Linked DNA regions of Mus musculus: all the other regions are linked to region 4. Evidence: chromatin loops called from intact Hi-C (ENCODE). Cell type or tissue: left cerebral cortex. All regions are shown on one strand. Region 1 has its middle 8.6 kb from the start of Tarbp1. Region 2 overlaps Slc35f3 (solute carrier family 35, member F3). Region 3 holds the start of Coa6 (cytochrome c oxidase assembly factor 6). Region 4 overlaps Slc35f3 (solute carrier family 35, member F3). Region 5 holds the start of Tarbp1 (TAR RNA binding protein 1). Region 6 holds the start of Gm31069 (a long non-coding RNA gene).

Region 1 (5,000 bases), 230 kb before region 4:
TTTCTTGCTCTCTCTTGCTCTCTCTTGCTCTCTGGCTCCTGAAGATGTAAGCAATAAAGTTTTGCCGCAGAAGATTCCGGTTTGTTGCGTCTTTCCTGGCCGGTCGCGAGAACGCGTGTAAGACATGACAATGAACTAAACCTATAAACTGTAAGCAAGCCCCAGGTAAGTGCTTTTTCCTTTATAAGAGCTATTGTAGTGGTGGGTGGGGTCTTGTCACATCAGTAGGCAGTGGTGAAGACACACAGCAGAGATGAGCTAGGTTTGGCTGTGACATCTCTGTGCATGTGTGTGATGTGGTTTGGTCCTATTCAACCCACTAAGACCCTTATTTATTCTGTTCCCCCGAATCTCCTTCCTTTCCTCCAATAGCCCAGCTTCTAGTGAGCTATTCCTGCCTTTCATTTCTCTGTCTATCTTTCTAGATTCTCCCATGTGAGGAAGGAAATAAGGCTTTCTGAGTCTGACCTATTTCATATCACAACATGACCTCTAGCCCCCTCCCACCCCCATTTCCTGGTAAACGGCACAATTCCATTGTTAATGGATCTATAATACTCCATATATATTAAATATATGTATATATACATATACTCCATTCTATATACATACAAACTCCATATATAGAGAATATATATTATATACTCCAGATTATGTATATGTATATGTGTATGTATTAGTCAGGGTACTCTAGAATCACAGAACTTATGAGTAGTCTCTCTATAGTAAGGGAATTTGTTGATGACTTACAGTCTGTAATCTAGCTCCCCAACAATGGTCAGCAGCAGTGTGAATGGAAGTCAAAGGATCTAGCAGTTGCTCAGTCCCACAAGGCAAGCAGGCAAAAAAGAAAGAGTGAATCTTTCTTCTTCCAATGTCCTTATGTAGGTCTCCAGCAGAAGGTGTGGACCAAATTAAAGTTGTGTGCCACCATGCCTGGACCTGGGACTTGCTTTCTCCCAGATGAACTTGAACTCAGAGATCTCCCTTTCTTAATCTTCTGGGATTCATAGCCACTGTGCCTCAAGATCTCCATGCTGAGATCCAGGTCAGAAACTTGTATCTCCCAGCCTCCAGATTAGGATCACTGGCGAGCCTTCCAATTCTGGATTGTAGTTCATTCCAGATATAGTCGATTTGACAACCAGGAATAGCCACTACAGTATATGTACATGTGTATGTGTATGTGTAATATATAATGCTATATATGTAATATATAATACTATATATGTATATGTGTAATATATACTATATATGTGTACTATATAACACTATATATACTATATATTCCAAATATAGTATATATACATTTAGATACACACACACACACACACACATGCACATGCACACACACCCGTGTGCACACACATACACATTTGATTTGTTTTTTGAAGACAGGTTCTTTCACTGGCCTGTAGACTACTAGGTATGCAAGGCTGGCTTCACTGACTGAGCCATCTCTCCAATCTCCATATAGTTTGTTTCTGCTTTGACTCAGGACTCTAGACTGATGAGGGATAGGCTTCTGTCATTGTCTGTAGGTTAACACAGGCTTTTGTAGTCTGTAGGCTTGCATGGTAGACTTGCAGAGAGAGAGAACAGTGTCTGGGACAGCAACTGCTCCAACACAGTGCCTAGCATGTCACAGGTCCCCAGGCACTTGCTAGGTGTCCTAGTGAGGGTGTCTATGGCTGTGAAGAGACACCATGACCACAGCTACTCTTACAAAGGAAAACATGTCATTGGGGCTGCCTTACAGGTTCACAGGTTTAGTCCATTGTCATCATTGAGGGAAGCATGGTAGTATGTAGGCAGACATGGTGCTGGAGAAGGAGCCAAGCATTCTACAGCTGGATCTGCAGAAAGCAGGAAGAGCAACAGCAATGGACTTAGCTTGGGCATATGAAACCCCAAAACATACTTTCTCCAACAAGACCACGCCTCCCAATAGTGCCATTCCTTAAGCAGTCAAACATGAGCCTATGAGAGCCATTCTTTCTCAAACCACCCCTCTAGGGCACCAAGGCTCACATTACTTCATCTTTCCTGACATCCATACCATTCCCAACCTGTGAGTCTGAGAAGTGCTAAGACCCCACACCGTGCTGCTGGAAGGTGGTCCAGCTGAAACCATCAGTTAGTCCTACAAAAAACAACCCCAGGGCCTCCTGATGAACCCCTCTCATTAGAGAGCTGTGTGTAGGTGCTGAACAGCCTGGCCCTGCTCATTCACCAGGATGTTAATATTTCCCACGCGGTCTGCTTCAAGGCATAAAAATAAATTGCCCAGAGAGTACTCATGCTGATTATGGATTTTCACTGAGAGCAAACAAGATCAAGCATGCGTGTACCTCCACATTTCCCTCCAGGCACTAGGCTCTTCCTTGCAAAAAGACTTGAATGGGTTCTTAAGATTCTCTTCCTACCCACTGCCCTTTAAAGCTTTCATTCAGACCACCTCCTTCCAATTCCACACACTTCTAGAGACCCCTGCTGTGACGGGGTCTCTCAATGGATGAGATGCTCAGAACTTTTTGGGTGCTATCAGAACTGGTCAGGAGGTAGAGCTTTGTGTGCACTGGGGGAGGGGGGACTCGAGGGAGAGTGGTCTTCAATGTTTCTGTGTGCATATATATTTGTGTGGATTGTGTGTGTGTGTGTAGGTATATGTGTGTGCACATGCACAGAGGTCACAGGAGGGAGGCAGATGTCTTGCTCTGACACTACTGAGACAGTCTCTTGCTGAAGCTGGAGTTGTTAGTCTGGCAGCCAGCAAGCCCCAGTGATCCTCCTGTCTCCACCCACAGAGGAACAGGGTTACAAGTGGACAATGCCATATCTAATTTTGTTATGTTTGTGCTACTATTGAAACTCCGGTTCTCATATCCATCGAGTCTGTCCTTTCTCCAGTCCTGTGGTCTTCATAGAGCAGGCTCGTGGGGAAGCGGTCATTTCCAAGGCAGCCTCTAGGTGGTGCTGCTCAATCACATCTTTGCACTGAAAAGATATGCAACTAGGGCACCCTGGGCTTGAGTTAAGGGCCACGTACCTCTCTCCCATTCCAAAGGTGCCCATCTTTTCCCCAAGGCTAGGAAGGTGCTGGCACAGGGTAAGGGAAGGGAAGGGGTTGTAGGTGGAACTGCCTGTCTATCACAATTTAGGTGCACAGAAACAGGGCCATGCAGAGTAAATTTGCCTTGATCAACTGCTTCATATAGAAAAGTTAACTATTGAACTGGTCCATTTAGCTAACAAAATAGGCTTGCAAAATGGGTTTCCCCCGCTTCTTCAGAAGCACCATCTCCAATGTGGCTCCTGGTGGTGAACACCTGTGACCCCAGCCAGCACTCAGGAGCTGGAGGAATGGTGATCGGAGGTTCAAGGTCATGCTCAGTTACAGAGTTTCAGGACAGCCTGGGCCGCATGGAACACTGTCGCAGAAGGTGGCAGGATAGGGGAAGAAGAGGAGGAAGAGAAGGAGAAATAGGGGAGAGGAGAGAGGAGAGGAGAGGAGAGGAGAGGAGAGGAGAGGAGAAGGGAGGGAATAGAAGGGGAGGGGAAGGGAGGGGAAAAGGAAGCAGTTATTAGCTGATAAGAGAAAACTGACCATGGTTAGAAGGACCACAGATGACTAATTGAAAAACCCGGTATTTTTAAACTGAACTTCATGACATTTTTGCCAAAGATGGTTTTCTCTTTTTACTTCATGGCATCTAGTGAATGGACTTTTCAGCACTGAAGACTCTTGGAACTATTGTTATTTACCAGGGTTCTCCACAGAGATAGATGCTGAGTGTGTGTATGTGGTGTGTGTGTGGTGTGTATGAGTGTGCATGTGTGTGTGTGTGTGTGAGTGTGTGTGTGGTATGTGTGTGTGTGTGTGTGGTGTGTGGGGGGTGAGTGTGTGTGTGCAGTGTGTGTGAGCATGTGGGGGTGTGGTGATATGGGAAGAGAGTAGTATGTAGGGTGTGGGGGTGTGTGAGTGTGTGTGTGGTGTGGTATGTGTATGTGTGTGGTGTGTATTGTGTAGTGTGTGAGTGTGTGCATGTGTGTGTGGTGTGTGAGGTGTGTGTGTATTGTGTGTGGGCACATCCCAGTATATGTTGCCCTTGTGACTTCTAGGGAGGGAGGCCTGGAGAAACCAATCCCAGAAGATTTCTAAGCTCCCCTACCCTTCTTAGAATCTAGAAGGAAGCAGTTGCAGCCTCCAGCTGCAGACGTCTGGTGTGATTGCTACTGTCAATCTTTCCAACTGTGACTGAGCATTTAGGTGGAAAGCTTGGGACAGGACTCCATTGTCAACAGCGCCACCTTCTGTCCAGTGAAACTCTAGCTTCTAAACAGATTTTTCTTTCCTTCTGATCTTGTTTTAGATTGTACAAGTGCCCTGCATTCCTGAACACACATGCACCCCAGATGTACACATTAAAAAAAATATTTTCCAGTGCCCCTTCAGTTCCATGCGCCTCTCAGACCAACTTAGTCCGTGCTGTGCTTCGACATCATCATCTTCATCAGAAGCAGCTGAGGCCGACTCGACAGTGATCCACAAGATCAGACCCAGACCTCCCCCATGGAATGATGAGGACAGAAAGGCCCATAACACCCCGTAACTCCCTTCCTCATTTGACTCTACCACTCCACCTTCCCCTCCCTGACAGCTATAGGTAAATCTGGCCCAGCTGCCAGTGAGTTCTAAGGATGAACACAGCTCCTCAAGTTTATGAGGCTACAGCTTTTACCTGCTGAGCCGTCTCACCGGCCCACAGACCCAACTCTTAAAAAAACACATAAGCTGTGTCTCAACCATACATTTTTCATTCCTTCATGCAAGAAAATAATTATCATGTGCTAGATGATAGACATCTGGGTCACAGAGACCATACATACAGGCACTCGGGCATATTGATATTCCTAAAAATCTAACAATCACTTCCTATGATGTTTGAATTTGGGGGCTGATAGTCAAAATGCCAGCTGTTGGAACCCCTGGGTAATTT
Region 2 (5,000 bases), 130 kb before region 4:
GCATCCTGGTATGAAGGAAACCCAGAGGAAGGGAGAGAAGGAAGGTGGGGGGGGAGAGGGAGAGAGAGGGAGAAAGAGAGGGAGGGAGAGGGATGGAGAGGGAGAAATGGAGAGGGAGGGAGGGAGAAAGGGAGAGGGAGAGAAGAGAGAGAGAGAGAGAGAGAGGAGAGGAGAGGAGAGGAGAGGAGAGGAGAGGAGAGGAGAGGAGAGGAGAGGAGAGGAGAGGAGAGGAGAGGAGAGGAGAGGAGAGAAGAGAAGAGAAGAGAAGAGAAGAGAAGAGAAGAGAAGAGAAGAGAAGAGAAGAGAAGAAGAGACAGATTTATGATAATTCTGAAAGTATGTGGACTGACATCTGAAGTAACAAAGGAGACTGGGTTATTTTTTCCTGAAGACTTGCAAGGCAGATTCCAGCCTCTCCCATGTTCTTCATTACCAGTTAACAATCAACAGTTAAGAGCTTCCATCTCAACTGGGCTGTGCAGAGATTCAGGGATAGACTAGAGGAGCCAGACAAGAGCAGGCGAGGCTGCCCTCAGCTGTGGAGACAGACAGCTCAGCCCTGTGTGTTCACTCAGGCAGGAAGTACCAGAGACAGTGACTTCCTGGGGTCCTAGCACTGGTCTTGAGGTCTGTGGATCTGTGTGATCCCTGCTCTCTGAGGCTTTAGTAGGAGGCCCTTTGGAAGGTGAGGTTGCCTTCCAAAGTGTGTGGATGCTTTCCCATCTTGCTTTCAAGATCCTTCAGTCAGAAGATCAGAGCCCGGGTCCTCATCTAGCCTGAGAGTTCAAGGAGGCCAAGTGTGGTATGGAAGATATCCGCTGGCTTTATGTTCCATACACTGAGACACTGGAGGGTTCTGGATTCCGTGTGAAAGCATCCCCTGCCTATTTTCTGTGCGACACTGGATTCTCCTCACATCTGTCAAGTTTGTCCTGTGGATTCACAGGTTCTTGATACAACGTCCCAATCCAGGGCACCAGATGATAGCCTCTCTTCTCTGGCCACTTTAAAGTCTAGGCAAGCTACAGTTCCAACATTGGTTCTGCTCATGGATGCACAGCCTTGTCACTGGCTCCCAGTCTGAGCATTTGGCTACCATGTGAGAACCTTTGTCCCAGGACTCACAGAATTAATTGTAAGCAGAGTTGGGGACCGGCAGAGCTATGTTTAAACAGACACCTCAGCAGCAACCACCTGGTGACACCAGAAGTGACCAGGGTCTCCAGAGTATTAGAAGATATGTTTCCTTACATTTTGGACCTGTCCACCACCTAGGTCACTAGAACTGCGGATGCCCCTTCCCATCTTCAATAAGCTGTAACTGGGTGACTGAAGCAATTATTTTAACCACACAAGTCTTATTTGCTGCCCCTGCTGCCCCATAACCCCGCTTCTTGCAAGTCTTCTCCTCCACAAGGAGGAGCCTTGGTCCTATCCTTCACGTCTATGAAGCTGGCATTGATCACCCAACCCCCAGGCTGGAAGCTACAGTAACTAGTAAGACTTTGATAATTCCCTAGAAGCAGGAACTGCCCATCCCTGACAAGGACTTGAGTGGCCGCCAGCTGTCTCTCATTTTGCCTCATGGATTCCATGAGCTTTCTGAGCTTTGTATTGATCCTGTAGCCTACAGTGGGAAGTTCTTCAGTGACCGGCCATGCACTTCTAAAAGGAGAGCATGCCTGCCTGCACAGTGTATGCATATTACAACATCCTGTCATCCATGCGGCCCTGTAGCTTCTCCCTACAGCACCCACTGAGTACCGAAAGCCTAACACAAACCTGTAGTGTGCAGGGGTCAGTAGAGAGCACGTTAAACAGAGGCTAGCATTGCCAGGCTATATCCCAGTAGAAGGGTATAGGAAAGTCTCCTACCCACAAACAACAAACGAGCACAGATCTCAACCACACTGTGTTCTGCAAGTCGGCTGAATAGCTCAAGTTTACTCTCACCCACATCTCTTTCTGTTTCTGTGCCATTGACCTTGAAGCATCTCTTTCCCATAACAAAAAAAATTGCTCGGGACATCTGCATCATGCCCCAAAGCTCTATGGAGTCTCTTGATTCTTTGACCCCTAAGTAAAGCCTGCAAAGGCATAACCATGGATTAGTGACCCCGGCACACCCAAGTCTTTAGCTCTGAGTCTGTGTGAAGCACCTGCAGCCCCTCCAGACACATATTAGATCATTGATTTACTGAAGGCTTTTCTGGGTGGCAGCCTGGGGCGTGAGTTTTTATTCCAAAATTAACACTGAGCCTCAAAACAAACTCTCCCCCTGCTGTAAGCTAAAAATATGAACCAGCAGTTGACTCACGTCCCCACTGCTGTTTGTATAACTCAGGTGGGCGTAAGCCCACCCTAAAGGTGATGTCATTCGTCTCAGGACAGTGAAGCAAGGACAGAAGCAGAGGACCCGGAGTCTGCCTCTTGATGGTTGCCAGCAAGGTTAGCTCGAGTGAGGCTACCCAGCACCGGGCCCTGAGCTTCAGGAAGGAAGGAGGAGATGATCAGCTGTGCTCTAAGTGACCAGTGTTCTGGCCTACTCTGTGGCAAGGAGAAGAACAGCAGAGGCAGCCCCTCACCACCAGAGGGAGCAGGTAGAGAGCCACCAAGATTCTGTCCTTGACCAATGGCACCCATTTCCTCTCCTTGGGTTAGGCATTTCCATGTTCCTGCTGGGACTTTGCATTGCACTTACCATGCTGCACACAGCTGTCATGAAATCTGGCTAGCTCTCAATCAACTATGCAATTTTCTCTGGCAAAATTCTGGCCATTCATGGAATGCCATCGCATTTGCCCTTGATCAACAGTTTGAAGTGAAATCCCCACCCCACTGCCCTGCCCCAGCTCTCAGCTCTAATTTAGCACTGGCATTTCTGGCTACATGGTTCAGGCAAGGCCCCGAGCCTCTCCCAGACACATAAACCAGGTTGATTCCCTGCTTGGTACGAGCTTTAGGGGATGCTCGTGGAAATGTCGGGGATGAAAGTTGCTCTCACAAATGCTTCTCTAGCGTGGGTAGCAAGCAAGGAGGCCTGAAAGCCATAGCAAGAACCGCACCCTTCTGAGGATCAGGACCTCGGTCAGCAGCTGCTGCTTGCAGGGCGGGGTTTGGGCACGACAGAGAGGGGCAAGACAGTTAATGGAGAACTTACCCTCACTCCCATGAATCTGTCCCTGAGAACAATCCACGACAGCAAGAAAACAAATGATTTGTTGCAGCAGAACAGGACGGAGACGTCTGTGGCGTTTATCTTCTTTATTGCGTGTAAGTACAGGTAGTTTGTGAGAGTCCAAAGAACACCAAAAGGTGCTGCCTTGGTAAAGAACACTTTCAGAGTCAAGCCATTGTCTCCAAAGAACCGACAGCATTCCCTAAAATGAGGGGAGGGGAGGGGGAGGGGGAGGGGAGCAGAGGGGAGGGGAGAGAGAGAGAGAGAGAGAGAGTTAGTTAGTTATCATCTTGGGTTCATACAAACCATGACTTACCTTCTACTCAGCTAATAAGCAAAAGAAAAATTAACAGGGAGGGGAATGTGGTTCATTTGGTGGAACGTTTTTGCCTAGCATGCAAGAAGTCCTCGTTTCCATCCCCAGCCCTGCAGGCACAACCCTGTAATTCCAGCATTTGGGAGGTGGAGGGAGGGATTGGAGATTCAAAATCATCCTTAACATACAGCAAGTTTGAAGCCAACTTGGTATACGTGAGCTCCTGCCTCAAAGTGGGGGAAACAAAACAAAAAAGGACTAGGTCTCTTAGTTGCTATTATTTTTATTATCTATCGATGCATATTTGTGTTATTGGGCCCGCAGAGGCCAGAGGGGATGGTTGGTCCCCAGGAGCTGCAGTGAGAGGTGACGGTGAGCAGCCCCACACTGTGGCATGATGTCACCGGCTGTTGTTCCTTCTGCTTACTCCATGGAGTGGCAGCTTTCATGGCAGGTGTGCCAGGATTATCTGACCGGAAGACTCAAGTCCATAGGAGCTGACTGTGGGGTTCAGTAACTTTCAAGTGGAAGATGAAAGTCACTGGCTGGAGCATCTGACCCATGACTCATGGGTCGAAGGCTCAACAAGAGGGTTGTAAACTTACTTTGACACTGAGATCCATCCTGCAGCTTGACGGTGTGGTTTTCAAAGGCGAGCATTGTGGGTGAGGATATCAAGTCACAATGTGTAGAGGCTGGAGCACCCCTGTGTGGGCTAGAGCATTTTTTATTTGTCTTTTCTGATGGGGAAGGTGGTGAATAAGAATGGGTAGTTTTCCTTCGTGGTTAGGCAGAGATAAGCACTGTAGAAAGACTTATTTGACTCTGTGTGTGCATGTGCGCGTGCTTATGCATGCCTGTGTGGATTTTGTGCAAGTGCCCATGGAGGCCAGAAAAGGGTGTCAGATTCCCCAGAAGCTAGAATTATAGGCAGTTGCAAGCTGCTTTATATGGATGCTGGGAACTGAGCATGGGTCTTTTGCAAATGCAGCAAATGTTTATGACTACAGAGCCATCTTTCCAGCCATTGGATGAGCAGTTTTTGAGCACACGAATACATTCTGGCTATAATACAAATAGTTTGAACTACCTGCAAATCTTCTCCCTTCATTTGTTTGTTTTTTTTCAAGACAGGGTTTCTCTGTGTAGCCCTGGCTCTCCTGGAACTCACTTTGTAGACCAGGTTGGCCTTGAACTCAGCAATCTGCCTGCCTCTGCCTCCCAAGTGCTGGGATTAAAGGTGTGCGCCATCACCGCCTCACTCTCCCTTCTTTACACTATCATGTGAACATTCATGTCTCCCCTTCCCTAAGCCTGCCCAGAAGAGAAGCAGCTAGTGCATCCAGGAGATCAGGTTCTTACAAGATGGCACCAGGCAGAACACACTTCAGAAGAAACCTTTCAGACAATTCCAGATTTTCCAAGGAGAGTTCACTGGTATTTTAAAAATGTTTAAGCAAAGCAAAGCCTGCCTTTCTTTCACAGTCAGTGAAAGAGGCAGAGCAG
Region 3 (5,000 bases), 160 kb before region 4:
TTTTCAGTCGACTGTGAAGACTGGAATCCTCCTGCTTCAAATTTTTCCTTGAATTTTAAGTAGTCTCTTCTTTTGTCAAAATATTTTATCTATGGAGATAAAAAGGCCTGACATTAGAGCAAGTTACACAGCTTAGGGAATCAAAAGCACAGATTTAAACGTAGCATGTTACTCATTATCAATGATACTGAAGCAGGATGGTAGTTTGTATTCTGGAATCCTGAGTCAGGAGTCTAGTCAGCTTCTAAGAAGCCTGAAGAACCAGGAGTCTATCCTTCATGACTAGTGTTTCTGTTTAGTGTCCAAACGACCTGGGAACTTATGAAACAGTTTTATGCACACTGGGGCCTAGTAGGTCAGGAAACTTTCAGTTTTACAGATGATTGCTGGCTATAGGTTCAGTGTGTCGAATAAGTTATTGCCCCTGGCATTTTTCTCAACTCTGTTTTATCTAGAAGCACACACATCTGGGGAGGCAGACAAATGACTAACTAGTCACATTATGAAGATTTGGGGTTTTTATTCACAGCTTCCTCTCTCTTCATGGGGTGTGATACTGACCCAGCACCTGTAGACAGGACAAATGCAGGACACCCCCTCCCCCCCAACATGTGCACTGTGAGACTAGAAAATGCTGCTCTTGTTAAAAGCCTTCAGTGTATGCCCTAATGGACCCCCCCCCCCCCCCGCCTTGTTCACTGAGAAATCGTGTTCTCTTGCATAACAGGCAGATTTGAATGGCGCACCCTCTGGCCCAGAGTATCAAAGGTAGCCCTGACTGCCAACCCAGGTGTAGGTTTCAAACAGTTTCTGAACACGATGTTCAATCTTTAACTTCATGGGAAACAGGACCCCAGTTCAGAGTGGGTAAGGAACTGTTTGTATACAGCTCCACTAAGCCTGTCACAACACTGCTTCCTCTGAAGCCTCATCCCTCCCCTTAAGTCCCTTTGGTTTGATGGCCTCTGTCCCTCTGTTGTATTTGACATGGTATTCATAAATCTGTTCAGTCTGTCTGTCAATCTTGAACTAACTGCACTAGAATGGGTGTTGCATAAAGGATATAAGATTAAAAAGCATATGATATCCCTCACATTTTGTGGCAAATTATTGTAACATCTGTCAGGATCAATGCCCCAAGAGACAATTACATTTAAAGGTAATTTAGGCATTCCATCCCAACTTAAATGGGGTGGGACAAGCCATACCTTCTACAGGACTGATTGATCAGAACGGGAGTGACTACGGAGAGGTTTGATTGCTGCCAGGTCTGTCTTTAGCTCTCTCTACTCTTAAGCTCTCTTAATCCCTTGCCCTCTTCTGTGACTGACATAACACCCTGGTGACAGGTGAAACCTTCTGTAATGTTTTAACAGACCACTGGCTTCCACCAACCAGAAGGCTTCCTTTGCTGTAACAAACTTACCTTTTGTTTCCACCGTTTGTTCTGTTCCATAAGACTGCATAAAACTTCTGCCAAATGGTATCTGGGGAAAACCTCATACTCTGTTCCTGAGCCAGTCACTCATATTTGGCTACAAAACAGACTAGCCCTTGAAGCGAGAGCAGTATTTTGGTGTTGACAACAGCTTGTCCAGAACTCAGCACCTCTTAGGGTGTTTCTCCTCCCGAACCTGTGGGTGCACCAGCCACCCTGAGCTGTGGTTCTCTTGTCCCTGCATAGCACATGCCCACATCTTTCTCATAGGACCGCTGTAGAGCAGAGTACACGTACACTTCAGGATCTTAGTTCGAATCCTCCACTACAGAGGCTGCTTCATCCTGGAGAAATGTTTCTCCTCTGATGCATGACTCCCGCGGCATAAATCTGGATGCAAGACCTCCCAAGGCTGAATTTAAAATCCCAGCGAATGAATCCAAGTGTCTCTCTCAGAACACATTCCCATGATCCTCCATCTCCTCCCCACCCTCTCATGCACGAGTGTCTTTGGACACACCTCTCAGTCTTTATAGGAGTCGACAGAGGCTGGGACAAGGCGAAGAGAGGGAAGAACTAATACTGAGTGAGCCAGACTGCTTAATATGACCAGGCTCTAGGGGAGGAGCTGTGAGAAAGGCTATGGACGCCTGCAGAAGTCACAGCGCTGTACCACCAGGTCCCTTCTCCAGAGTCTGGTAGCGCTGTCATTTTCTCCAGTAATACCAACTAACTGGTGACTTCCAACGCGTGACCTTGCTCCTCAAAACCCACCCTAAGGTGAGGGTGCGCGCAGGGATGTGTTGCACCCCGCGGGACTTACCCACTGCTGGGGGCAGCTGGCCTCGAACGAGCTCCTCAGCTTCTGGCACCGGGCCGCGTCCTCCGCGTTGTCGTCCAGGCAGCGCCAGTACAGGTCGCGCGCACCCCAGCATGCCTGCCTTTCCTTCATGGAAGGGGCTGCCATTCCTGCCTGCAGTGGTCACGCGGGAAGCCACGCAACATGCGACCGGGGCTCAGCCTACGTGGGAGAGCGGTGTGGACTGTGGTTCCCGCACGGCGGTGTCGCCCCGCAGGTCCACCGACTGCACAGGGAAACTCACTGCGAAAGTACCCGCCGCCGATTGACCTGCCCCGGCCTCCGTTTGCAAATAGAAGGGCGGGACTTCCGGCCGAGTCCGTTTCTCCGGCGGATAATTTCCGGCACCAGGGGCGTGGCCTATGGGCGGAAACTAATATCTGATTGGTACCGCCCTCTGTAGCTGCGGCTGCCCTGATTGGCTGAAGAGGGACCCGGAATTGGCGGAGGCGGCCGAGCCGGCACCAAGCTCCGTTCTCAGAGTGTGGTGAGAAGGGGATAGCTCGCCGGAGAGCGCCGACTCTGGGTGAGGGTGAAGCTGAGGTTGGCCATGCTAGAGGTTCCCTGTGCCTTTTATCAATGTCAGGTTATAAAAAGGTATCCGGGCGTGGTGGCACACGCCTTTAATCCCAGCACTTGCGGGGCAGAGGCAGGCAGATTTCTGAGTTCGAGGCCAGCCTGGTCTACAAAGTGAGTTCCAGGACAGCCAGGGCTACACAGAGAAACCCTGTCTCGTATATTTATCTCATTTTATCGATATGGCTGCAATTATGACTGTGCATAATGGTACATCAAGAGCAGACATGAATGAAATGGGAAATAAAAGCAGTGATGTTCGCAGCCAGCCACAGCTGTCTGTATATCTCTTCCCGACCGTCATAATCAAGAATTCATTGGAAACTGAAATAACAGTAGCAATTTCAGTAGTGAAGTTTAGCTCTGTAGATGACAAGAAAGTGAGGCTCTTATAAACAAATGAAGTTTAGCAAAGTGTACAGTTTCTAGAGAGATGGTGCTAGTAGAAATTTAAATTTGCACTGAAAATCCTTCTACAGACAAATTCCAGATAGTTCCTCCAGGAGGTTCCTCTCGACTTTTACTAATTAAATTCTACCTGTATTCTTGCTACTGTTAACTTGTACTAGTTACAGAACCTCCCCAACTCTGAAATAACAAACTCCTTGGAACTCATTGATTTATAAGAGAGAGGAAGAGGAGGGAGAGGGATAAAATGGTGTGATAATGCTTTATATGTCTCACTTAACTAAGAGGGTTTGCTGTAGAAGGATTAATGTACATGATTATGGGAGCCATCCAAGACTTTGTTGAAGGTGTTAGACATTATGCATTGTATGTTCCCCAGTGTCTTGCCAATATATTAAAAAAAAAAAAAAGTCCTATTCAAAACTCTGGTGGACCTGTATGAGAAAATATGATTTAGGGGTTGAAAATTAATTTTTAAAAATTTATTATTTTGTATGCATGGGGGTACTACATGCATGCAGCCTTGAAAAGGTTTTTTTTTAGCCCCACTCATCTACACAAACCCAAACAGCATCATGAAATGGACAGAAAAGACAAGTTGCAGTGCAGGCATTCACTATACCTACAAACCGTAAGACATAGAAACCCTTTCCTTCTCTAAAGGTGCACAAGACAGATGCAACACTGCTGAGAAAATGAGCAGTCTATGCAGATACTGAATCCTCATTGGTTACCACAGCAGTATATGCAAATACTGACGTCCTCATTGGTTAGCACAGCAATCTATGGAGATACTGACAGACATCCTCACTGGTAACCACAGCAATATATGCAGATGCTGACTTCCTCATTGGTAATCATAGCAATATATGCAGATACTGATATTCTCACTGGTAACCACAGTAATATATGCAGATATTGACAGACATCTTCACTGGTAACCACAGCAATATATGCAGATACTCACGATATTCTCACTGGTAACCACAGCAATAAATGCAGATACTCATATCCACTACAGTATTAAGGATAAATACATAAATAGTAAAACCATAAAGGGCAGCAAAGATTATCACAACTGTCTCTAGGGCTAGGAGAGATTTGATCAGGAAGGGCACACAGAGACTGAATGTGAAGCCTTTGGGTTCTGCTCCTAGACCTGGGCGTTTGCTTTCTAAGCACTTTTTTAGCCATGCACATGTTTTGTTTATGTTTTTCTGCATGAATGTGTGTGCCCAGGTTTTAATAGAATAAGTAATTGGCCCAAGAGAGTTGATCATTGTTGTAATTGATCTACAGAAAGATAATAGCAGCCATTATAGAGAGCTTGATTACTAAATTTTAATGTGTTTACCATCTTATATGTTCTTTCTGGCCAAAAGTCAGCCCAGGAGAGTCCTGGCCAAAAGTATAGGCCCAAGAAGGGTTATCATTGTTGGGGCTGATCTACAAGAAGATAATTATGACCACCATATAAAATATGATTATTGACTTTAATGTGTTTACTATATCTGTTCTTGGGCAGTGTTTAGTGCTATATACCACTCATGCAGCCACAGTTCTTCCTTGTCTGTGATGAGACTGAGGCAGAGAGGAGACATACTGCCAAAATGAGTGTACTGTAGTCGGGTTCCTGACTTATCCCCTCAGGAGATTCAACCACCAAAAAGGAATCTAGAGGTTTGAATGGACAACAGCAAAGTCCACGTGCACATTATC
Region 4 (5,000 bases):
CAGGTGAAGATGAGCTTCCTAACCCTAACCCACCACATGTAGAACCCTATCCCTACCCTACCCAACCCTACCCCTCCCTACCCCTATTCCTACCTACCTCCACCCCCACCCCTACCTCTACCCCTACCCCTGGTGTGGGTGGAGCCAGAGGAGAATGGGTGGGAGGAGGAGGTCTTGACTAGGGCGGTGCAAGCTGAGTAGAGAAGCCGGAAATGAAACATAGGGTCCATGACACAGCAAAGATCCAGTCCTTCCAGCAGGATCGATGGTACCAAAGCCAAAATCTCCAAGTTATTACTTTATTATTGACACAGCCATTTATCTTAATATCTAAGACTATCTTCATTCTACTGAGCATGACATGGGACATGCAGGCTTATGGAGGACAAAGAGGACATCTCGTGTATGCACAGGTCCCTGGGTAGCCACTGGAACACAAGAATGCTTTAGTCAACATGCACCAGGCTAATTACTTTTGGAGGAAAGTCGCATTAGGCTCCCATAGTTAATATGTCTCATCATCGCTAAGCTCTACTAAGCAGCTGGTAGATTCGGATCTCTCCAGCAATATACTGTCACTTGTCCTTCACCAAGAAAGTCGTCTTAAATCCTCACACTTGATGGGGATATCAAGATAAAAAATTATTTTCCCCCCACTAAGGAATAATGGTCCAAACTCAGTAGTTTCCATCTTTAGCCTGGCACGGAGACTCATTGCAATCCCAGTGCTTGGAAGGCTAACACAGGAGGTTTTGCTATGAGTTCAAGGCCAGCTCAGGCTACAGAGTGAGATTCTGTCTCAAAATCATAGAAATTAACTAAAAAAGTTTAAATAATTAATGTTTTTTTAAAAATTCAGCATTTCCTGCTTGGCAGGTAGAAAGAATCCCAGGAAGTTGCTTGAGACTACCTTAAGCAATGTAAAAACAAGATTTTCAGATATGCAAACTGATTGGATTTAGTAAGCTCCAAGTAAATGCTTAAGTAACCGATTCCTGATTATGGATCTTAAGGAGGATCAATGTAGAGAATGTAAGCAAGACTGAGTTTACAGCTGGGTGTGGGGTTCACTCACACACAGCCGTGACTCTGGCAGAGGGGAAGGAGACGGGGGTGGGGTGGGGTGGGGGGGCCGGGGGACCAGGCTTCAAGCTCCTCCTGCATTGGCAAACTGAGACCCAGGACACCTGCCTAGCCAGGTGTGGTCTCTTGCACTGCTTCGTGAATGTGGCTGCAGCTGTGCAGGATGACCTGACTGCTCTGAGCACAGCTTTTCATCTTCTGGAATGTAAGTGTGCCGTGGTCCTTGGCAAGGGAGGGGCACAGTGCATGTGCACCACGCACAAAGTTCTGGGCAAACATATCATACACATTCCTAGGTCTCAGCAGATGCCCTACACATGGCAGCTGACTTGTTACTGTTATTCCCAGAAGGACATGAACAGCCATGGCTTCCTGGTAGCACACCCCCCTGACTTTGAAGACTTTATGAGCAGAGGTTAAACCTTACTTTTATATCATGCACAATGGATCCCAACTCCCATTTACCAATGATAATATCATTATGACTGTTCTATCAGCTACTTTTCTTATCTCTGTGACCCAGTATATGACAAGGAGCTTAAGGGAAGAAAGATTTATTCTGGTTCATGATTCAAGGAAGAGGCAAGGCCAGGTATTGCAGACACTACTACTTGAGTTGAGGGAATTGGGGATTGGAGCTCACGTCCTCATCCTTGTGGGGCACTTTAGCCACTCACATCTCAGCTCCGCTTTTATACCAACATGACAGGATTGCCCTTTAAAGTTTCCCTTTATAAACAGCAACAAACAAAAGCCCCAAATGCGCGTCGGGGGCTCCAAAGGACCACGCCCCTCCCGACCGCTGCTTAGCAACCCGAGGAAGCCGGGCTGCGAAGACGTGCAGTCAGCGCCACCTGGTGCCTGTGAACAGGAGTGATGAAACTTCCTCTTGCCAACTCCACACTCAGACCCAAACCTTAGTTAAGTCTCTTGTTCCGCACTGGTAGTTCGGTTTTGCTTCTGAAAATAGCAGTAGCTCTCTCTGCATAGGACATCACCTCCAGGGATGAACGTGCACGAATCTGAGGAGAGGCTACTCTACTGCCTTTAGATGTCGGGGTGCCATTCCATGGGCGGAGGGTCTGGGAGGAGGAGGTGAGCTGAGCGGAGGCCTTCATGTCTCTCTGCTTCCTGACTGCTGTCTGTCACCTCTGCTGCCACATCCTTCTGTCACAATGGATGGTATCCCTCCAAGAGTGAGCCTAGAGAAACCCTCCTTCCTTAACTTGCTCTTATTGGGTCTTTTCTCAGCAAGCAAACTAAGACACCTGACAAGACCAACCTAGGGCTGAGAGGTGATGAGAAACAGGACCGGAAGCAGGCGGAGCAATGCCCCCTTCCCGAGTGCACCTCATCTGCCCCTCTCGGCTCCCTTCGTGAGTGAACCTCGCCTGCCCTAGAGACTCTCAGCACAGATGCCCTGTTCTGAACCTGCCACGTTCAGGAGCTGGAACTCAGAAAGTGTAACTTCCCCCCTCCCTCCTCCCAGCCTCCACCTGTGTTCTCTTTTTTTTCCCCCGTTCAAAATTGCTGTCCTCGAGTTCCCTTCTGTATCAGTTCTTAAAATTCTTTTTCCATGAGAGGACAATGCACAAAAGAAACCCCGTGTCCCTTGGTGACACTTTCCAAGGTTCTTAAAATACCTCACAGACCTTGGGCTCCTCGCTGCCAGCTGGGAGTGTCTGCAGAGCTTCGCCCACAGAGGAAATTTCCTGGAAAGGCAGGCAGGCAGGCCGCCTCTCCAGATGGACCGGCTCTATCCAATCCCTCCACGTCCCAGCCCCAATGCAAGAGCTTTAGTTTGATGATGGGGTCACCGTTCTGTCATTGGGCTGAGGGGTTTACACATGGTAATTATCCTAAGTTCATGGGACCTCTGAGGGACTGGGAGCACCATACAGACAGCCACAGAATGCCAATTATAAACTCCTCAGTCATAGTTAAACATTGGCTGCAACCCTCAAGTGTAATCGAGGGGAACTGGGTTTGAGGTTCCTTTGGGATTCTCTGGCTTAAGGATGAATTCTGACTTGATTAACATGGGAGAGAAAGGAGCATGCTTGGGTCTTGTTTCTTATTACAAAGACACATAGCACTAGACACAGATTAATCCACAAAAGCCATGGCAAGGACCTTGAATGGTCTTAAGTGCTATGAAAATGCGGCCTTGCCACTCCAAGCTCCTCACCCCCAAATCCCCTCCCCATACACATTGATCTCTACAGGGGCTTAAAAGGAGGGGCGTTGTCAGCCTCTTCCTACATGCCCTACAGTTGTCACGGGTGACAAACCCCATTATGCATTTCTTCAGTTAGCAAAATAAGAGTCCTGGAGAAGCTATTCCTATCAGTTCCTGCTCGCAGCTTTTAAATCCTGGTCTCCCGAGGGTTGGCTTGTCATTACTTTGTAAAACCAGCAAAGGGCGCACAGGGCTCATGTTGGTACCTCTGCATCCCTGGCTATTATATCCAGGTGCAAAAGACCCTTTCTATTGTGCACAAACAAGTCCACATAAACACCAAACGAGAGCTAAATTCCCAAAGTCACATCTAGCCCTGCCTCTGGAAAAAAATCCAGGATTTTTTTTTTCTTTTCTCTGTTAATAACACACAACAGTAGATCATCTATGCCTTTAAGCTTTCTGTGTAGGTTGCCAGTGAGTGTTCTGAAACCCCACCACCATCACCCACAGGGCTAACCCTACCTATTATATAAGTGAGCTTAAACTAAATTCTCCACGTAATTCAAGAGCCTTCCCACGTTAAGGAGCTGTGCTGCTCTGTTATAGGAACTGACTACAGTGGACCAGAGGAACATTCTATAAGGTGGCTCAACTTTGTGCTGAGATTCTAGATCTTGTTAGTATTTTGTGCTCAGGCCAAGTAGCTAGAAGCAGAGTATTGCGTCTGGGGTATTAGGCATATGTGGTGAAAGGCACTTCTGGGTCACAGTTCTGTCAGCTGGGGGTGAGACCAAGGGTCACAAATTTTGTCCGGCATTTTGATCCTAAGGAAGGTATAAAAGAATGTTACCATTCATTTTCTGTTGCCATCGATTTATTTGTCTTTAAAAGGCAAACTCATCCAATTCTTAACAATAGTAAATGTTCACTGGGCATCCTGTTATTGTAGCTGGCTTGCTTGGGAGGAAAGAGCATGTTCTGAAGAGACTCGTGTCCTTGACTCTGGCTGTCTGGACTGTTAAAGTACCACGGGGACCTGGAAAGAGATAGACAACAGACTGTCTTACAGGAAGAACTAGAGCCCAGGCAACAATGTTGGGGGCCACACCTTAAGCAGGACTGATGCTACTTCCAGTGTGATCACATTGACTAAATCTTTTCTGCTTCACTTTACTAATTTAGCTTTTAAAATTGGCTTATTCAAGGCAGGTGGCTGAGCCTGGCTTGCTAGGGCAAACCCTGACTTTAAAGTCTGCAGCCCTGTGTGCGTGACATTCTGCTGAAACCAAAACGCCACCATCCCTGCCTTGTGATGTCCTTACTATCTCTCTCACTCTCTGCTCTGCAGCTGTCTGGGCTCAGTGACTTCTTTAAAGGCTGACTCACCAGTTTCTGCTGTGGACACTTGCAGCAGGTCCTCCAGGGGCACTTGGGGTGGAAGGGGTTAACTGGAAACTAACATCATTAGTAGCGTGTGAGTGCTGAGCTAGGAATAATGTGTGTGAACTGGTTCTTTATGCCAATATGGAGAACAAGTGTGTATTTAAAATACAGAATATGAAAGTGTTCCTATATGTCTCTCCCATTCCCTATCAGTTGGGTTATGAGATCCAAGGGATTGTCCTACTAATTACCCACTTCTGGATTTGGGAGCAATCTATCTTCCCTTTGGAAAACTGGTCTTTCCTCTCCACTTTGTCACAACACTGTGCTCCAAGGCTTCAAGCTCCGTAGC
Region 5 (5,000 bases), 220 kb before region 4:
CTAAAGTTTGCACAGCTGCCATGAGCTACATCAATCTACCCACCGTGCTGCCCAGCTCCCCCAGCAAGACCCGGGGGCAGATTCAGGTGATTTTCGGGCCCATGTTCTCAGGGAAAAGCACGGAGCTGATGAGAAGAGTCCGGCGCTTCCAGATCGCCCAGTACAAGTGCCTGGTCATCAAGTATGCCAAAGACACGCGCTATAGCAACAGCTTCTCCACACATGATCGGAACACCATTGACGCATTGCCAGCCTGCATGCTCCGCGATGTGACCCAGGAGTCCTTGAGTGTGGCCGTCATTGGCATCGATGAGGGGCAGTTTTTTCCTGACATTGTGGATTTCTGTGAAATGATGGCCAACGAGGGCAAGACAGTAATTGTGGCAGCACTGGATGGGACCTTCCAGAGGAAGGCTTTCGGCAGCATCTTGAACCTGGTGCCCCTGGCGGAGAGTGTGGTGAAGCTCACCGCTGTGTGCATGGAGTGCTTCCGAGAAGCTGCCTACACGAAGAGGCTGGGTCTGGAGAAAGAGGTGGAGGTGATTGGCGGAGCCGACAAGTATCACTCCGTGTGCCGCCTGTGCTACTTTAAGAAGTCTTCAGCCCAGGCTGCTGGGTCAGACAACAAAGAGAACTGTCTGGTGCTGGGGCAGCCGGGAGAGGCCTTGGCTGTCAAGAAGCTCTTTGCCTCTCAGCAAGTCCTACAATACAACTCTGCCAACTGAGGGGACCTGGGGCCTGCCAGCTCCTACCCAGGTTGGACTCTCAGAGAGCAGGGGGAGCGCGGGCCTATCATTCCTAATGGACACTGTGCCTTGAACGGGCTCATCCATCGTCCACTCGCTGAAGCCGTTTTCAGTTCCCTTCTTGATTGCCAAGATGCCTCAATGCAGGCTGGAGCCCAGACCCTGCCTGGTGGCTAGGGGTCCCGCGTTCAGCCAAAGGTGAGGACAGAGCTGTCCACCATTGTGACACTGGTGGGGCTAGTTTCTTCCTTGTTGGTGGCTGGGTTTCAGTCTCAGAGCCCCACCCTCACCAAGGCTCCAGGCCTCTCACAGCTCCCCCATTTATGCCTAAACATTCTCTCCTCAGAACCCCAGCTCTTAGTGAGCCACTTTTCTTGTGCAAAGTGAACAATATTAAAGTTTACTACTAATGAAAAAAAAAAAAGAGTCAGGCTCTCTCACTGGACCTGGAACTGATCTCAGCCATACTGGCTCATCAGCGACTCGGGGGAGTCGGGGAGGGGGGGGGCGGCGGGGAGATGTGTCTCCACCACGCAGGATGGTAGTTACCTCTCCATGGGATCCTAACTCAGATGTTCATGCTTTCATAACATGCCCTTTTCCTACTGACCAATCTTCTCAGCTCTCATAACTTATTTTCAAAACATAAATCCAGATTTCATTTGTGATCCATTGTTTTAGAGACTTTGTGGTAACTCTTAACATGCACCCTTTTAAAAAGCAGCCATCTGGGGGGATTGCAGGATATCTATGTGAATTTAGGGCCAGCTAGAAAATTTAGGCCCTAGGCCTATTTCCAATCGGGAACTTCGGAACTGGTGTAATACTATGTCTGCAGCAACTCTTTTTACTAAAAACTGTGAGTGGCAGGAGGCATCACACTCCCAACAAAGTTGAAGGAACCTTATGCGGTCCTATGCCGGGCAGGGTATGTGTGGGTGGGAACCTCTCGCCGCGCACGCGCACTCGCGCTTAGGGTGGCCGGCGCACGCGCACAGGTCTACTCCCCGCGAAATGGAGCGGGTGTTGGCGGACGCGCTTCTAACGCAGAGTCGGGAGCCCGGCGAGTTGCTGGGCGCGCTGTGCGGCGGGGAGGCGAGTGCGGAGCGGGCGGAGACCCTGCGCCTGGTGCTGCAGCGGCTGGAGGAGCGCGGCGCGGGCGCCGGCGCGCTGGCCAAGGCGGCACACGAGGTGGCCAGGGACCACCTGGTGCCCTTACTGCACGCGTCCCAGGGCGGAGGGCCTGCGAGGCCCCGCGTGCTCCGAGCGGCGAGTGCGGCGCTGCGCTCGTGCGCGCGCCTGGCAGGACCGGAGCTGGCAGTCACTCTGGCCGAAGAAGCGCTGCGCGAGCTGCCGAGCGCGCCAGCCGTGGAGCTGCTGGCCGCCGTGGCGCCGTGTTTACGCGCGCCGGAGGATGCCCCGCTGCTGCGTCGCCTGGGGCGCGCGTCTGTGGAGCTGGCGCTGGCCGGGGACGCGCCGCCGGCCGTGGGAGCGCGCCTGCTGCCCGCGCTGGCACAGAGCGCAGAACCGGCTCTGCGTGCGGCGTGGGACGCGCTGAGCTCCGCGGGACCGGGAGCTGAGGGCAGCACTGGGCCAGAACTGCTGGTGCTGAGCGCACTGGCCGAGAAGCTGCTGACCAACCATGAGCGCCACGGGGATCTCGACGCCCGTCTCTGCGGCCGCTTCTGGAGAACCGTCCAGGCGGGGCTGGGCCGCGCGCAGGACGGGCTCACGCGAAAGCGCGCGCGCTACCTGCTGCAGAGGGCTGTACAGGTGTCTGCAGAGCTGGCGGTGGACTGCTCCTGCAGCCCCCAGGACACAAAAGGTACCCACTTGTCTCTCTAAAAAACAAAATTGTGTGTGTGTGTGTGTGTGTGTGTGTGTGTGCGCGCGCGCGCGCGTGCCTGTGTAAGTTTATGTGCATCACGTGCGTATGCTTGGGAGGGCATCAAATCCCCTTGAGCTGGAGTTAAAGGCAATTGTGAACTACCTGATGTGTGTGTTGGGAGTCAAACTCCAGTCCTCTAGAAGAACATCAAGTGCTCTTAACCCCTGAACCATCTCTCCAGACTGGCACCTACTTATCTCTTTGCCCCAGCCACACTCTGCTACCTCAAACCAGCCTTCAAGGGGCGTCCACCTCATCCTGAGCGGATTTGACACTTGCATGTGGTACCCTACACCGGCCTCCTCCTGCACTTTGGGAAAAGTGGACCCAGTGAAGGTTAAGATATCGCACACGCGGTAGCATGCTCTGTGTAAAACCAAGCCTGCTCCACGCCTTTACATCCTGATAGAAAAAAAGTTGACATCCGTATCAAACTGAAAGAAGGGTGCTGTGTAACCCAAGTTAATGTTTGAAACTCGAGGTACGGAATCAAATATTAATCCCTTGACATTCCCTTTAGGAATATTAGGAGCAGGGTTAGTTAGTGCTTTCTAAACATAACCCTTAAGTCATCGTGTGTGCTTGCGCCCAGGCCTAAAGTCAACAGGTGTTGTCCTTGATTATTCTCCATTTTATTTTTGGGCCAGGGTCTCTCTCGCTTGCTCTCTCTGAATCTGGAACTCAGGATTCAGACGCTTTCTTTCTGAAGTTTGGAATTGTGTTTCCTCATGGTCTCTGCACATTTGTGGTTTTGTGGGTGATCCATCTTTCCTGTCTCTGCAGGAATGCTCTCTTGGGGCCTCCTGCATTCAAAGCAGAGCTGGGACTGTAAACAGCTTGGTTTTGTCTTTAGGGCTTGAGTGATAGTTTGCTCAGGTCCAACTTCTATGGGGGAGACATTTCCATCCACATTTTAAAGGCTTCCATCCATCCATCTAGAAGCTGGAGATGCTACTCTTGTTGTTTTGAAGTTGAGATAATTCTGGATCCTGCTCAAGGGCAGTCTGTGACTTCTCTATAGGGTACCAGGGGTTTAGGGCCCTGGCATCCTGGAACCTCCTTTTTATCCATGTGCACCTACACAGTCTGGAAGTCAATGAGCTTTGATTTGGGGAAGTTTTCTTGAGTAATCAGGTGGTTATTTCTTCCCTTGCTTCCTTTTTCCTTCTCTCTTCTTGACTTGGAACCTCTGGGACTTACCATTTGTCTGTTTGTCTTAGTTATTTTTTCTGTTGCTGGAATAGAGACTATGGCCAAAAGAAACTTGTTGAGGAAAGGATTTATTTCAGAACACTTCTCTCAGGTCACACTCCATCACTGAGAGAAGTTAGCAGGAACCTGGAGACAGGAACTGATGCAGAGATGATAGAGGGGTGCTGCTTATTGGCTTGCTCAGCCTACTTTCTTAGACAATCTAGGACCACCTGCCCAGGTTTGGCACCACCCACAGAGAGCTGGACCATCCATCATCAATCATGAGTCAGAGATTTCCCCCAGAGGCTTGCCTACAGGCCAGTCAGATAGAGGCCGTTCTCAGTTGAGGCTTCCTCTTCCTGGGTGACTCTGGCTAGTATCGAGTCGACAAAGCCCAGCCAGCATTGAAACTTCTTCAATAGATTTTCTAGAATTTTGATGTTTCCTTCACTCACTGGTTAATTTCTTTGGTTTCCAGTCTTTTCTCTGCGTTTCTTGTTTCTATGACCAGATTTTAGTTTTAGATTTTAGTTTTCAGACTGTTTTGGGATAACCCCTTTCATTTTACATAGCATCCTGTTCTGATGTGTGTGAGCAGACCCCTCCATGGCTCAGCCCAGCTTATAACCTCCAGTCATAAGCAGAGACTTGCTGCCTAGGATTTCAGGTTGTTTATTTTTTCCTTTTAGGGGGGTGTTTCAAGGTAAATCAAATTATTTCTTGGCTTTCCCTGTCAACTAAACTTTCTTTTTCCCCCAGAGTCAGCTTAAAATTTCAAATTTTAAGTTTTATTCCTTTGTTTGTTCCTACATTATTTTTGTTTTTGTTGTTTCAGTTTTGTTGGGATTAGCCTCTGTGAAGTCCTTTACTGTAGAGTCTTGGGGAAGAAAGTAGAGTTTGGGCATCCACAACAGTAATCTTAAGGAAACAAAGCACGGTTAGATAGGCATGGTGGTACGTGCTTGTCATCCCAGGGGAGGCAGGACGTTCTGGAGTTCAAAGCCATCCTTGACTATATAGTAATTTCTAGGCTATCCTGGGAGATTTTTGTCTTTAAAAACTCTCAGCCCAAATAAACAGAAACAAAATTTTAAACTCAGAGTAGCCAAAAAAGCAAACAACAAAAAACCAAACCAAAATTAAATTTAAAATTTCTTTCTGAGTTTCCCAAG
Region 6 (5,000 bases), 300 kb after region 4:
TTCACGATTGTATTTTCTTGTATTTTACTACACTAAAGAGCTGTTCCGTTTTAAAATTCTTTCATTTTGTCTTCTGTGTAAAGAACCAGAAGCTTCCATCCTGGATAAACCAGCAGTGCCTCTTTCCCCACGCTGATTTATTAGAACTCCAGGTTCTGCAGATAAGCTACAAGAGGCTGCTGTGCTCTTCCTGGAACCTCACTGTGTTAAGGTTAAGATCAGGGTCCACGGTCTCTGTCAGGAAGCCTTGCTGCCTGGCCAGAGACAGCTGCAACTCTGCCAAGCTATCCCAAACTGCTTTTCCATCTAGATTCATGCTGGGGACTGACTGAGGAAAAGCTGTGGGATCCATCCTTGGGAAGTGCACGGCCATCTGCTGCTCATGTGTTCCAGGGAAGAGAATGAGCTGCCTGCCTCGGGTGTGAGAATCTGGCACCACATGGTTATCTAGAGATGACCACCTGGTCCTCCCAGGAAAAGACCTTGCTTGTTGAGAGCAGATGCAATGACTTATCCTTGTCTCCCCTCACTGTGGCCACCTTGACAGGCACACTGTAAAGGATTCACAGGAAACAGAAGGGCAGAAAGAAACATCCCACGTCTACAGATGCTCATGAGTCACTGGGAAACCCTGTGGGAGAACCAACTGGTACCGTCATGGAAGTGTATGCTTGGAGTAAATGCTGTGTCCTCTGGTTGACAGCTCTGACAGCTCTGGCCCAGAACTGCCAAACCAGATGGTTGCTGCTACTGCTTTTTTTTTTTTTTTTTTTTTTTTAAGCTGGTGCAGGCGTGGTGACACATACCTGTAATCGCAGCACTGGAGAGAAACAGGCAAGAGGGGCTTGAATTTGAGATTAGACCTTGCCGAAAAGAAGGAGGAGGAGGAGGAGGAAAAGGGAGAAGGAGGAGGAGAAGGAGAAGAGGAAGAGAAAGCAAGAAAGAAGAGGAAGAAAGAAGGAGGGGAAGAAGAGAGAGAGAGAAAGGAAGGAAGGAAGAAAGAAAGAAAGAAAGAAGAAAGAAAGAAAGGAAGGAAGGAGGTGGAAGAGAAGAAGAGGAAGAAGAAGAGAAAGCAAGAAATAAGGAAGAGGAAGAAAGGAGGAGGAGGAGAGGAAGAGGAAGAATAAGAGGAAGAAGAGGAGGAGGAGGAAGAGAAGGAGGAGGAGAAGTCGAAGAAGAGGAGGAGGAGGAGAAAGAGGAGAAAAAGGCGAAAGCACAAAAGCATTGTGGACCCAAGACATCACAGATTCATAAAATTGTATGTGTGCCTGTGGCATGTGAAGCTGAGGAACAGCAGAGTGGGTGATGGGCAGAGGTGGTGTGGGGGGCAATGGGGTACAGTGATTATGCTCAAAATGTACTACACACTCATGAAATGGCCTTGAGTAGCCCTGTATAATGAAAGGGGAAATGGAAAAAAATATTTCTAAAGAAACATATGGCATAGACTAAGAAACAGGAAATTGTTGGGATCTAGACTCAAGCAAGCCAACAGGGGAAGGCGGCATTTCTGAGAGTGTTAAGCTCTGCCCCTGTGTGTGCTTGATACTAAAGAATTATTACTTTATGTGTGTTAAGAACATGGAAGCTAGAGAGGCGGTTCAGTCACTAAAAACGAACACTTCCCAGCCTTCCGTTCCTGGCACCCACACTGGTGGGCTTGCAGCTGCCTGTAACCCCAGCTCTAGGGGATCTGATGCTCTCTCTCTCTCTCTCTCTCTCTCTCTCTCTCTCTCTCTCTCTCTCATAATTGGAAACAAAAATAAATCTAAAAACTCTAAAGAATGGGGATATTTTGTTGGGGATATTTTGTTACATTTGCAAAGGAAAAAGAGCGGCTCCTTCTCTGTTCACCCCCTCCCCCTGAGGTGTTCACAGAGCTCATGAGTGCTCTGCAAACAGGCCAGCCCCATGCAGTTCTCAGAAGGGGTCTAGCACCTGCTCAAGGGCCCCATTCACAGAATGTCTGTCTTGAAACTCTCCCCCCTCACCTTGAGTTCTCTAATCCTCTTCAAAGGCCCCTCTGGTATCAGAGTTGAAGCATGATCCTAGTTTCTGAAATAACCTTTTCAATAACCAGATAAGGATGCTTTTGTAACCTCATTTAATGAACATTTAAGGAAAGGAATGAGGTGCGCAAACCACTGCATCATCTTCGTTTCACACTCTCCTTTCAGCCTGAATAACTAAGTCTTGCTTATTGCTCATCCAGCGCAGTCAGCTGACGTCATTTCCATGTTCAACTGTTGGTCCTCACAAGCCAACCAGAGGTGACTGGAACAAATTCTTCCTTTCCTGTGTGGAATGCCAGTTATGGCTGCGGGAAGGAACAGAAGGACGCTAAGCAATTTTGAGTAGAAAATGCCTCTCAGGGCAGTCACCACTTAAATTTTCCCCTAATAAAGTCTGCTGTGACTGTCAGAAAAATTTTATTACACCATCATTAAAGAGCCAGGGCAGCTGGACTTTTCCTTCAGGGCCTAAAAATATTGGTAATTTTTTTTTTTTTGCAAGTCAGACCACAGCGTGAGAGCTCATCAGAGAGCCATTAGAGCTGCACGGGCTCACTTAGTCAGACCGCTCGTCCTGTGGATCTCAGCAGGGCAGAAAATAGGACTTGGCACCTTTGACAACAAGAACACATTGATCCACTCGTTTGAGTCCCAGGCTCTGAATCGATATGGGCTTCAGAGGCTCTCTGAAATTTATGCCCATTTCCTTTTTTCTCCTTCTGCTTAACCCAAGCCTTAGTACGACCTAGAAAAAAAAAAGTAGGTTTGATTTGAGTTCCTATGACATCATTAAAGACACTCTGGACCATGTGTCCAGAGTCCAACCACGATGTCCTAGGATGTCCTGAGTCTCTGATAACAAAATATTCTTTGTTTACTCATCATGGTGAGAGACAGGACCAACAGACAGAGTATATACTAAATTTATTAGATTGGCTTACGGGATACAGGGAGGACAATCTAACTGTAACTGACAACCGGGAGGCGAGCCGACTTACCAGTCACAATCTTACTGAAGGCCTGGAGGATTCCCAGAGAGCTGCTAGCCTTCAGTCCTGCTGGAAAGCTGAAGAGGCTGGGCTCCCGTGGCAGTGGGGGATGCCAACAGCTCGCACAAGCAAGAGGCAAAGGAGGGCAGGGGTAAAAGAGGCTCTCTGCATTCTTGCCGGGAACCCTCTGCCCAGCATCCCTGGTCGAATCACCAGGAGCTCCCTGGGGTCATTTTCTCAGGCAGCGGTGAAGAATTTTACAGTGTGTCCATAGACACCAAGCAGGGACAGGGAATATCTTGCTTGCCTCACAGAAACTCCAGATTTCCCAACATGTCACCTGGATTTAAAAATCTGAAAACAGTTAAGCAGGTGTCACTGGGTGGGGGACAACTCGAGTTACTGTGATTTTCCCAGAAGCACATGCGGCCTGGTCAGGGCAGGTGTTAGGGTGTGCTCTCCAAGGGTATTCTTACACACATGTGTGCACACCTCAAACAGTGGATGTGTGCTTTCCTGCCAGGACTCATTCTCCTTGTTCTTTGAAGGTGCTTATGTATATCATTGAGGAAGAATTTTGGAGAATATATAGAAATCTGGAAATTGACCATTGATTCAATATGGCAACCAACCCAAGAGGGAGCTGGGTTGTGTCTTTGGTAAAGCCCAATGAATGGCATAAATAAGACGTTCCGCCCCAGGGATGGGGGAGGTGGTTTAACTAGTAAAGCGGTTCTCTCACAAGCCTGGGAACCTGGATATGGTTACCCAGAACCCATGGGGGAAAAGCTGTAAGAACAATAATTGGTGGAAAGAAAGAAAGAAATGACCTGTTGTCACCAAACAGCCCTCAAAGCAAGGTCAACTCATGCCCTGTCATCCCAGTTGTCCCCACAAAAGCAAGCTCACAAGTGAGATGCCACCATTGTCACCAGCTCAGCTCAATCTAGATAGAAATAGAAACCATCATCTATCTTTGCCTAGTAGACCCCACAGATCTACAAAATACCCCCAAATAGTGCCTTCAGATCGCACTGAGCCACAGCCAGTGACCATCTGAGTCCCTGAATCGATGAGTTTTTGTTCATCTTTTCTATGTCGCCGCTTTGTACTTGGTTATTAGGACCCTGTCTCTAAAGGACACACAGCAAATTAAGCCTCTAAGCCTCAAACTGAAGTCTGGGGTTGGTAGAGTATCCAGGTTTAGAGCGCCCCCGTGTGGTGTCTCTGGAGAAATACCAAGTCTGACCACCATGGTTTTTTATGTCTGTCTCCCTGCTTTGCTCCCGTGTTCCTGGTTTGCTCTGGTTCCTTTTCCTTTCACTGTGCCCAATGTCAGTGGGCAGCGATAATCCCAAAGAGCCCCCGTAAAGGTCTCACTGCGCTGGCTGCGAAATACAGCCCGCCATTCACACGGACAGTTTTCAGTAGAGACCACATTTGGTCTTTCTGGTTGTTCTCGCCCAAGAAATGAAATGCCCTCTTAGCACAACACAGAACAGCCACCAGGATCTGTGGGATCTCACCCCACAGTATTGGTGTGTGTGTGGGGGGGGACATTGTGGTGTGCCAGGGTCTGCTGGGCTCTGCTAAGCGGCAGATTGAGGTACCAACATGCATAGGGTTTGAACTCGTAAACCACGTGGCGCTGTTAATATGGGCACAATGCAGAGTCACCTGCCGGGGCTTGGGTAACCTACAAGAGGCAGAATCTCCAAAGAAACCCGACCCACTCTCCCCCAAAAGCCACCAGTTGCCAACAGCTCTTCACAGGGGTAGGGTTTTATGAAGCACACTGGGGTTTCGACTGGCTTGATGTTGTGTAAGTCTTGCACGTGCAGTCCCGGCTGTGAACTCGGGTGCACAACAATCCTATCAGGTCCAAAAGATACTGTTTCACATAGTCGCCCGACACCTCCGACTCTCACAGTCTTCCCTCTCCCCTCTCCCACAAGGATCTGAGAGCATTTGGTGGTAGGTATGCGATACAGACACGCCC

What was found. A loop is a pair of places that touch in the nucleus more often than their neighbours do. Peaks named below come from ENCODE experiments on the same cell type or tissue, not always from the same donor. Only the 100,000 strongest peaks of a DNase experiment are listed, where the experiment ranks them.
Region 1: a loop joins it to region 4, with 4 times the contacts of the local background. A loop is called at or near these places in 20 of 42 quality-filtered maps.
Region 2: it touches region 4 in a loop (8-fold over the local background); 20 of 42 quality-filtered maps call a loop at or near these places.
Region 3: a loop joins it to region 4, with 2.2 times the contacts of the local background. A loop is called at or near these places in 3 of 42 quality-filtered maps.
Region 5: a loop joins it to region 4, with 5 times the contacts of the local background. A loop is called at or near these places in 21 of 42 quality-filtered maps.
Region 6: it touches region 4 in a loop (5-fold over the local background); 11 of 42 quality-filtered maps call a loop at or near these places.

What each region holds. Positions count from the first base shown.
Region 1 is chr8:126,481,142-126,486,141 of GRCm38, reverse strand. No RefSeq gene overlaps it. Among named protein-coding and RNA genes, the nearest start is that of Tarbp1, 8.6 kb to the right of the region's middle. In left cerebral cortex, CTCF peaks have their summits at 2,956 (motif pointing right) and 4,315 (motif pointing left); DNase peaks (open chromatin) are centred at 2,970 and 4,298.
Region 2 is chr8:126,380,495-126,385,494 of GRCm38, reverse strand. It overlaps Slc35f3 (solute carrier family 35, member F3), which reads right to left. Exons shown (of 8, transcript NM_001363500.1): 4 at 3,161-3,380. Among named protein-coding and RNA genes, the nearest start is that of Gm51604, 39 kb to the left of the region's middle. In left cerebral cortex, a CTCF peak has its summit at 2,587 (motif pointing right); a DNase peak (open chromatin) is centred at 2,461.
Region 3 is chr8:126,420,092-126,425,091 of GRCm38, reverse strand. It overlaps Coa6 (cytochrome c oxidase assembly factor 6), which reads right to left and starts at 2,591. Exons shown (of 2, transcript NM_174987.4): 1 at 2,262-2,591; 2 at 1-89. The coding sequence starts at 2,405. It overlaps Gm51604 (a long non-coding RNA gene), which reads left to right and starts at 2,722. Exons shown (of 2, transcript XR_003947620.1): 1 at 2,722-2,823. In left cerebral cortex, CTCF peaks have their summits at 2,691 and 3,387; DNase peaks (open chromatin) are centred at 1,950 and 2,651; H3K4me3 peaks cover 2,076 bases; H3K27ac peaks cover 1,471 bases.
Region 4 is chr8:126,255,259-126,260,258 of GRCm38, reverse strand. All of the region lies in intron 2 of Slc35f3 (solute carrier family 35, member F3), which reads right to left. Among named protein-coding and RNA genes, the nearest start is that of Gm31165, 34 kb to the left of the region's middle. In left cerebral cortex, CTCF peaks have their summits at 1,938 (motif pointing left) and 3,487; DNase peaks (open chromatin) are centred at 1,941, 2,801, 3,495 and 3,765; H3K27ac peaks cover 1,303 bases.
Region 5 is chr8:126,471,826-126,476,825 of GRCm38, reverse strand. It overlaps Tarbp1 (TAR RNA binding protein 1), which reads left to right and starts at 1,761. Exons shown (of 30, transcript NM_001159907.1): 1 at 1,761-2,571. The coding sequence starts at 1,761. It also overlaps the pseudogene Gm6091. In left cerebral cortex, a CTCF peak has its summit at 429; DNase peaks (open chromatin) are centred at 396, 1,750, 2,006 and 2,164; H3K4me3 peaks cover 2,011 bases; H3K27ac peaks cover 1,294 bases.
Region 6 is chr8:125,955,066-125,960,065 of GRCm38, reverse strand. Gm31069 (a long non-coding RNA gene) reads right to left here and starts at 3,115. Exons shown (of 2, transcript XR_388208.3): 1 at 3,011-3,115; 2 at 2,088-2,317. In left cerebral cortex, a CTCF peak has its summit at 4,211 (motif pointing left); DNase peaks (open chromatin) are centred at 558, 1,468, 2,147 and 4,193; H3K27ac peaks cover 564 bases.